2 separate regions of the Mus musculus genome follow, and region 1 is linked to region 2. The links are chromatin contacts, found by POLR2A ChIA-PET in ENCODE. All regions are on one chromosome and are shown on one strand. Each heading gives the region's core, a stretch centred on a gene start or an enhancer-like site at or near the end of the contact. The rest is flanking DNA. Distances are from core to core; before and after follow the strand shown.

The links. ChIA-PET counts read pairs that join two places held with the same protein, here RNA polymerase II (POLR2A).
Region 1: POLR2A ChIA-PET joins it to region 2 with 14 read pairs in Patski. The contact joins the promoter of Lfng here to the promoter of Brat1 in region 2. POLR2A ChIA-PET finds 5 or more read pairs at or near these places in 2 of 5 experiments (Patski and embryonic stem cell).

The regions. Positions count from the first base shown.
Region 1 is chr5:140,605,498-140,609,403 of GRCm38, reverse strand. It overlaps Lfng (LFNG O-fucosylpeptide 3-beta-N-acetylglucosaminyltransferase), which reads right to left and starts at 2,063. Exons shown (of 8, transcript NM_008494.3): 1 at 1,560-2,063. The coding sequence starts at 1,988.
Region 2 is chr5:140,703,156-140,707,130 of GRCm38, reverse strand. Brat1 (BRCA1-associated ATM activator 1) reads right to left here and starts at 2,120. Exons shown (of 14, transcript NM_181066.3): 1 at 2,056-2,120; 2 at 1,035-1,178. The coding sequence starts at 1,161.

The sequences.
Region 1 (3,906 bases), core at 814-3,313, 98 kb after region 2:
CTGCAGCCGCCCTGGACAGACAGGGGAGCAGGCCCTTTGCTACAGGTTCCAAGAGCCCCTGATCATAGCACACAAGAGGGGGGCTTTGCCTGTCATGTGCACGGGAGGTGAGCATGGCAGTAAATGCAGCATTTTCTGGGTAGGGGGCCCCCTTATTCAGAATGACTGCTGGGATCACCAAGAGCCTCCAAAGTTCTACAGTCCACTTTATAATACCTCACTAGAAAGTATTTCCCTTTTCTGAGAGCAAGAGAGGATCAGAGAGACCCTAGGCTTCTCACCAGACCACACAGTCCAACTGAGTCCCAAATCCCTGAATAAGAGTTTCTCAGAACCGATAGTGGCCCAGAGTGGGATAGATGCTATCCAATATCACACAGCAGGAAGGCTGAATGAAGGGGTGGGGGAATGCCCTGGCTCAGGGATCGTGCCCCACGAGGGCTGTCATTCAGGGCTGGGGGGAGGACACAGAGGCCCCCTCATCACCAGGCAACCTGAGTGGCCAGCACGCCAGCCAACGGTTCCCATGGAGCGCATAGCTGTACACAAGAGGCCGACGCCTTTCTCGGCTGGAGAAAGGGGCTTTGTTGCCTTGCCCAAGGGGCCGGCGTGAGAGCAGCCTAGCGCTGGGAATCCTAACGGCACCACAGCCAAACAAAACCCATGGCCCCCCGCTGCCCCCTCCCGAAGGCCTGCTGAGCCCCTGGGAAAGGGACGCCTCATTCTCAGGAGGCTACGGTGGGGTTCTCAGGGCCCCTCTTTGACCAAGACTAGATAGGAGCCTGTCCTCTTAACCTCCACTGTCCTAAAGCGAAGTCTCACTGGGGCTGGGTCAGGAAGGAAAGTGAGTCTTAGTCTTCACACCAAATATCTACCCCCACCCCTACACACACACACACACACACACACACACACACACACACACACACACACACACGCAGTGCACTCTGCTCTCCCGCCCCAACGGTCCTGTTGTAGCCTCCAGGGAGATTTTCAAAGTGGGGTGTGTCTTTTTATTATGTGTATGAAGTTGGTCTAACAGGAGGTGGGGGAGCTGAGCTACTGAAGTCAGGGTTCTGAGCAAGTCTGGAGAACTAGCACCCATTTCTTTCACTTTGCCTGGTCCAGGGGTGTGCTATGCCTTTTCCTCCCTCCCTTTCAAGGGGGCGTACCTTCCACCCAGGAAGAAGGAAGGGGAGTGAAGGGGACCCAGGATGGAACTGAGCCAATTTGCTCGAAAAAGTTTAGGAACAAATATGGCCATTCACTCCAGTGTTTAGGAGAAGCGTTACAGAGCCAGCCCTAAGCTGGAGGCGACTCATCCAGACACAGAGCATGTGGCTGGGGTGACCCTGGGCAACACGGAAGGAAGCTTCCAGGGTAGTAAGGCAAAGTGAACCCCAGCAGCCACACGGGGCTGTAATGGGATTTATCAGTGTCATCGTTTCCCAGATAGACCCAAAGCAATTAACGCATCGGGAACCGCTATCGTCAGTCACCAGTTGGACCAGAGGGTGATCCCCACTTCATCCCCCTGCCCAGGCCGCGCTGGGTCTCACCATCTCCTTGTGGCGCGAGATCCAGGTCTCGAACAGCAGATCGAGCCGCGCGCGGTGAAACTTTCTGGTGGTCTTGACGGCGATGAAGACGTCGCGAGGGGACAGAACTTCGGCGGGGGGACGCGGATGGCCGTCGCCCTGGCGAGAAGCGACCCCGGGCGGTGGATCCGCGTCTCTGCGCGCGCGGGTGAGTAGACTGAAGTACTCGGAGAGGCTATGCACCTCGCGGGTGAGGACTCCGGGATCCACAGCCGCCCTGGACCCTGAAGCCGGAGCTCCTCCAGAGGAGCCCGCCAGGCTACGCAGCGCGCGCCGTCCGCGCTCAGCGGGCATCGGAGTCGGTGGCGGGTCGGCCGTGAGCACCAGGAGACAAGCCAACAGCGCGCCCACCAGCGCCAGCAGCAGGCGCCGGCCGCACCGCTGGAGCATGGTGGCCGGCGGCCGCACGTAATATCTATCCCAGTGCCAACTGGTCCGGCTGCCCGAGGCTCCCGGTCCAGCTGCGCGCCTCTCGCTTCAGGAACTCTTAAACCTCCCCTGCCCGCCACGCCTCCACGCGCTAATTGGCTGCTAGCCTTGGGGCGTAACCTTTAGGGAGATCTCTCCTTCCCACGTGGGATACGGACAAGGGGCTGGGAACCACCCAGCTGGGGTACCCACGGCACCCGCCCCCTTTGTGCACGAGCCTGTCCCGCCTGCGCCGAGTCACCCTCCGGAGCTGCTCTGGGAGACACCCAGCCTGACCAACGCCCGCCACGGCTGCACGTGGAGGACGCGCCCCCGAAGCTGGGACCTGGGTGATAGGGCCAGTGCTCCTCCGCGGGCGACATCCTTGGCTTCTCGCTGTGCATTTCCTGTCCCCGAGCGGGTTTCCTTCCCTGGGGAACGGTGCTGACTGAGCCAAAGTGGTAGCCTGCAGTGTGTCCTGAGCGATTAATTTTGAGCTGCCCTTACTGATACTTATGTCTTAGGAGTGGACCTGAAGTTCAGGCAAAAGGGTATCAGTGACAAAATTCTACGTCCCTCCGTCGGTCCATCCTTCCCTCCTCCCCCAGGCAGGCCTGTCTTGGCATCATGTTCCTAAATGGGGAGGGTTGGTCCCCAAAAACCTCAGGCACCCCGTAGCGAGGAGACACTCAAGCAGCCTCTTTCCTCGAAGGATGAAAGGCTACCTTCTGTTCCATTTGGTTCCTCCGCACTCCTACCAGATGTGACCCAGCTGTGCGCCATCCCAGACCCGCCTCCCCGGCACACGGCCCCCTTCCCACGGGCGGGGGCCTTGCCTGCGCCTAGCACGAGCGGGGGCGGCAGGAATGTGCGCCTAATGGTAGGGTGAGAGGCTACGGGTCCGGAAATGGCCAAGGGTCCCCTGGAGTGGGAGCAGGGTCCGAGCCCGAGCCTGCTGCATCTTCCGGGAGCGCAGCTGGGGGCGGCTCTCCGCCTGGCTGCCCCTGGGTCTGGTTGGCTTCAGTTTCCGCGTCCCCCTTCAAAGGAAGTCTGAGCCCACCCTGCCACCACGGATAAACTGCTGTTCCTTCTGTCGCCGACTCCCTAGCGTTTATATTTTAGACCGGAGTATCATTTCTAATTATTTCTCTACTACACTCTTCTTAATGTCCGTCCCTCTCTTGGAGGTTAAAAGAAGGCATCAGGCTGGATCAGGTAAAGACTTACTGCAGGGGCTGGCCAGATGGTTCAGTGGGCAAACGCAACTGTCACCTAGGCAGATTTGAGTTTATTTCCCAGGACCCACATGGTCAGAAAGAACCAACAATATGTTGCCCTCTGACCTCCACACGTGCAACTTGGCCTGAGCAACACACATTTATACACACGCACGCACGCACGCACATACACATACGCACACCTGCTTTCAACAAAATTCTTTTCAAAATGAAGACAGACATGATAGCCCATGTAGCAGGCTTGGACGATTGCTGAACATTTAAAGGCAGCCTGAGTTACAGAGTGAATATCGGGTCAGCCCCTGCTGCCGTGTAAAAGAGCGCCTGAAATGTACCTCATCTGGCAAAGTTGGTAAAGTGTTTGCCTAGCATGTATGACGCCTCGGTTCATCTCTGCACCAAATATTCCTTGGCAAATAGTGAGTTTGAGTCCAGCCTGAGCTACATGAGACCCTATCACAAATATAAAATAAAATGACTTTGAATTGATGTGTAGCCAGGCTCTCCCCACCCCACCCCACCCCCCAGCCTCCCACCCCACCCAGGAGTGGATCTCTGGTCCATTTGCTCTGAGGGCCCTGTGGGACACTGCAACCCCTCTGTGGTGGGAGGGAGTGGGATATGGTGGTTCCCAGGCTTCTTCCTGACCCCTCCCCCCAGGT
Region 2 (3,975 bases), core at 871-3,370:
TTACAAAAGTACAAGGCAATAAACCTTGTAGGATTCAACTAACATGTTACCTTTTAATCATTTTAAATTCCATAACTTAGAAAACAGGTGAGACAAAACACAAAAGAAAAGGTAAGGGCTGGGGTTGAAGCTCAGTTGATCAAGGGCTTGCCTGCTATGTAGGAAGCCCTGGCTCTATCCTCAGCATCTAATACAAACAGGGTGTGATGGTATATACCGCACCATCCCAGCATCCAGATCTACACAAGGGAGGACCAGAGGTTCAAGGTCATCCTTGGCTACGTTAGAATATGCTTCAAAAGAAAAGAAAAAGAACAGAATAAGCCAAAGAAGAAATGAAGGAAGGAATTAATGACAAGACAAGGCTAATGGAACCTGTCTGAAGAACATGATCAACCAATCAAACAGGAGAGGTAAAATTTTCATTTGCCCAGGAACTCTCATGCTCAAGGAAAACCAGTATAGCACTTAAAAAAAAAAAAAAAAAAAAAAAAGAGTCGTGTGCGCACTCCTTTAATCCCAGCGCTCAGGAGGCAGACACTGGCAGATCTCTGAGTTCCAGGTCAGCCTGGTCTACAAAGTGATTTCCAGGACAGCCAGAGCTACACAGAGAAACCCTGTTTCAGGAGAAAAAAAAAATGGAAACACATACAACAATGCCAGTGATTAAATTAAGGTCCACCCACACAGAAAGGATGTAACTCTGGCTGGCCTTGAACCCAAATTTAGCGTTGTTAATGTCCTCTTGTCTTGGCTTTTAGATGACAGGTCCCACCACACCCACCCAGAGATCTGACTTCTTCAAGACAAGCCAGATACATAGAAGACAGCAAAACAAGGTAGGTGCGTGCTCTGCAAACTCCTAATGTGAACTGTGGTCGGAGCCAATGGGACTGTCACTACATGACTCCACAGTTCAGGTCAGTCCCTAGTACTCCATCTCCCCTCTCCCTGATCAGCCACAGCCACAGGGCCTCAAGGAAATGAAGTAAAGACACCACGTGGATGGACAATTCTCTAAGCCGTGTCCTCACCTGCCTCTGTCACTGTTTTAAACCAGTCCAGCAGTTTCTCCAAGCAGGTGTCATCTGCCACCAGCTGTCTGGGATCTGCCAAAACAGCACAGAGAGCCGGGAGGAGCCTGGAGCATTCTGGGTCCATGATCAGGCAGGCAGTTCCTACAGAGGAAGGGAGAGGTCAGCCACAGATTTGATACCAACTACCCTAGTTACAGGCAGCCTAACTGGGGGATGGGCCCAGACAACTTCACGTGGACCAGAACTCTTTTTTTTTTTTTCCTGAGACAGAGTTTCTTTGTGTAGCCTTGGCTGTCCTGGAACTCACTCTGTAGACCAGGCTGGCCTCGAACTCAGGAATCCGCCTGCCTCTGCCTCCCAAGTGCTGGGATTAAAGGCAAGCCACCACTGCCCTGTGGACCAGAACTCTTAAGTCCACAAAGATGCTAAGCTCAGTCCAGGGGAACCTGGACAAGAGGATTGAGCCCTAGAAGCTGCTCTGTGGGTGAGGACAGGTTAGTCAGAGCCACAAGGCCTTTGCTGTCAAAGCCTGTTAACTTGGGGGTTTGGTGTTATGGGGTGGGGGTGTAGCTGTCTATTAACCTAGCTGCGAGAACAGTCAGGGGATCAGCCAGGTGCGCAGGAGACTGTTCACCCAGGCACCTGATCCCTAAATCCGTTCCCAACGGTCAAGAGAAACCTGGATGAGACAATCCTCCAAGCCACGGAGGAGTGCGCAGGAAGGTGGGTGTCACAGCCCAAGTCGATAGAGGCTGCAAGTGACAACCCCGCGGCCTCCAACTAAGTGTCTCTTCAAGACAGAAATATGCATCTTGGAGGGCAATGATTTTTGTGCTGTCTGGACCCTGACATGCATCGTCCGTACCTCCCAAATCCGGGTAAGAGGTGCGCTCTCGGCGACTGCGAGTTAGCCTAGGGGTTCTAATCCCGCCCCCGCATCCCTCCGCTACGGGAATTAGGCCCGAGAGTGCAAAATGCACCATTAGACTGCCTGGCCGAAGCTCGAACTCCGCCTTACCAGGATCTCCACCCCGGCCTGCGTGCGCCTCGCCCGCTGAGGTTCCGGTGTCTAAGGCAGGCCCCGCCTTCCCCTCCGCAAATTCCGCTTTACGCTGGCCGAGGCCCCGCCCTCCCCAGGTCCTGCCCCATCTCAGAGTTCGCTTCACGCAACGCGAGCCTGGCCCAACAGCACAGGCCCCGCCCCGCCGCGGGAATTGGCTCCACCTCGCCAGCTTCAAGTCTCACTCCGCCTTCAACGAGGCCCCACCCCTCAGACACCGCCCCTGACGGAAGTTCCTCTCCACGTTGCTATAGGCTCCGCCCCTCAGTGTTGCTCGGGTTTCCGTCTCCACAGGCCCCGCCCTAAGTCTGTACCACGTGACGGACATGGGGAGGGGTGTAAAGAGCGGGGTTGACGCGCTTGGAGACCAGTGATGACCCTGCCGTTCCGATCACCCCTAAGGTTCAAACCCTGTAAACGCGCTCCAGCTGTGTGCAGTTTGGCATTTTCACACTGTATCAATCTCTCGGAATTATCACGTCCCCGCCAGGGCGTTCTATGGTACGTGCCCACGCAGGCAGTGGGCGGAGCGTCCCCAGGCGGGCTCGGTGTGGGCGTGGCTTTCCGCTGGGAGGCAAGGCCTCGCTGGCCTCAGGCCACGTGTCTAGGCTTTTTTTTTTTTCCTTTGGTTTTTCGAGACAGGGTTTCTCTGTACAGCCCTGGCTGTCCTGGAACTCACTTTGTAGACCAGGCTGGCCTCGAACTCAGAAATCCGCCTGCCTCTGCCTCCGGAGTGCTGGGATTAAAGGCGTGCACCACCACACCCGCCTTGTGTCTAGGCTTTTAAGGTCTCCGAATTTTACTGGGTCTTCTAGCCCTTGCTTTCAGCTTTAGCGTTAGGTGTGGGCAGCAGCAGGTGAGTCAGCACAGCCGGTGCTGAAACCCTCGGTTCCCACAGCGGGTAGCGCTAAACTCCGGGGTCTAGAGTGTCAGGACCCTCCAGTCACCAAAGCCTGTATTTCTGTAGCTCTTCACAGCCCCAGTCCTCTATCCCCGCTTGCCTTCTGTCTGCCATCCATTGTTACCAACTCTTCACAACTTCAGCCTGCTCTTCTAATAAAGATTAAAAGTAGGCCATCGGGAACTAGAGAGATGGGTCAGTGGTAAAGAATACCTTTTACTCTTCCAGAGGAACAGAGTTTGGTTCCCAGCCCCGAGGTCTCACACACACACATACACACACACACACACACACACAATCTCTTTTAGGGCATGGTTCCCGAATGCCTAGAGATAGAGTAAGATAATGCTCATCTGCCCTGGAAATCAGACCTGTGAGCTTGGTTGTCTCTATCTTGGTAATGGGAGACCCCAGCATGTTGGGCTTCTGCAGAAAATATCACTGCAGGCTGGAGAGATGGCTCAGCTGTTGAGAGCACTGACTGCTCTTCCTAGAAGTCCTGAGTTCAATTCCCAGCAACCACATGGTGGCTCACAGCCATCTGTAACGGATTCTGGTGTATCTGAAGACAGCTACTGTGTAGTCATACACATTAAATAAATAAACAGGGTTTCACTGTGTAGCTCTGACTGTCCTGGAACTCTATAGACCAGGCTAGCCTCAAACTCAGAAATCTGCCTGCCTCTGCCTCTGCCTCTGCCTCCCAAGTGTTAGGATTAAAGGCATGTTCCACCACTGCCAGGCTAATAAATAAAATCTTAAAAAAAACAAAACCAAAAAACTACTCTGCGTTTACATACTGAGTCTGGGCTGTTATTCTTTGGCAAATCATGGGTCCTTAGACAAGCAAGAAAAAAAAAACCTCCCAGGAGAATCCTTGTATTAAGCTTAATGTTGCAAAGCCACCCAGTTGCAGAGAGCTGTTTACTCAAAAAAATGAATGTGTGCTGGGGAATAGTCCCTTTGCAAGCCTAAGA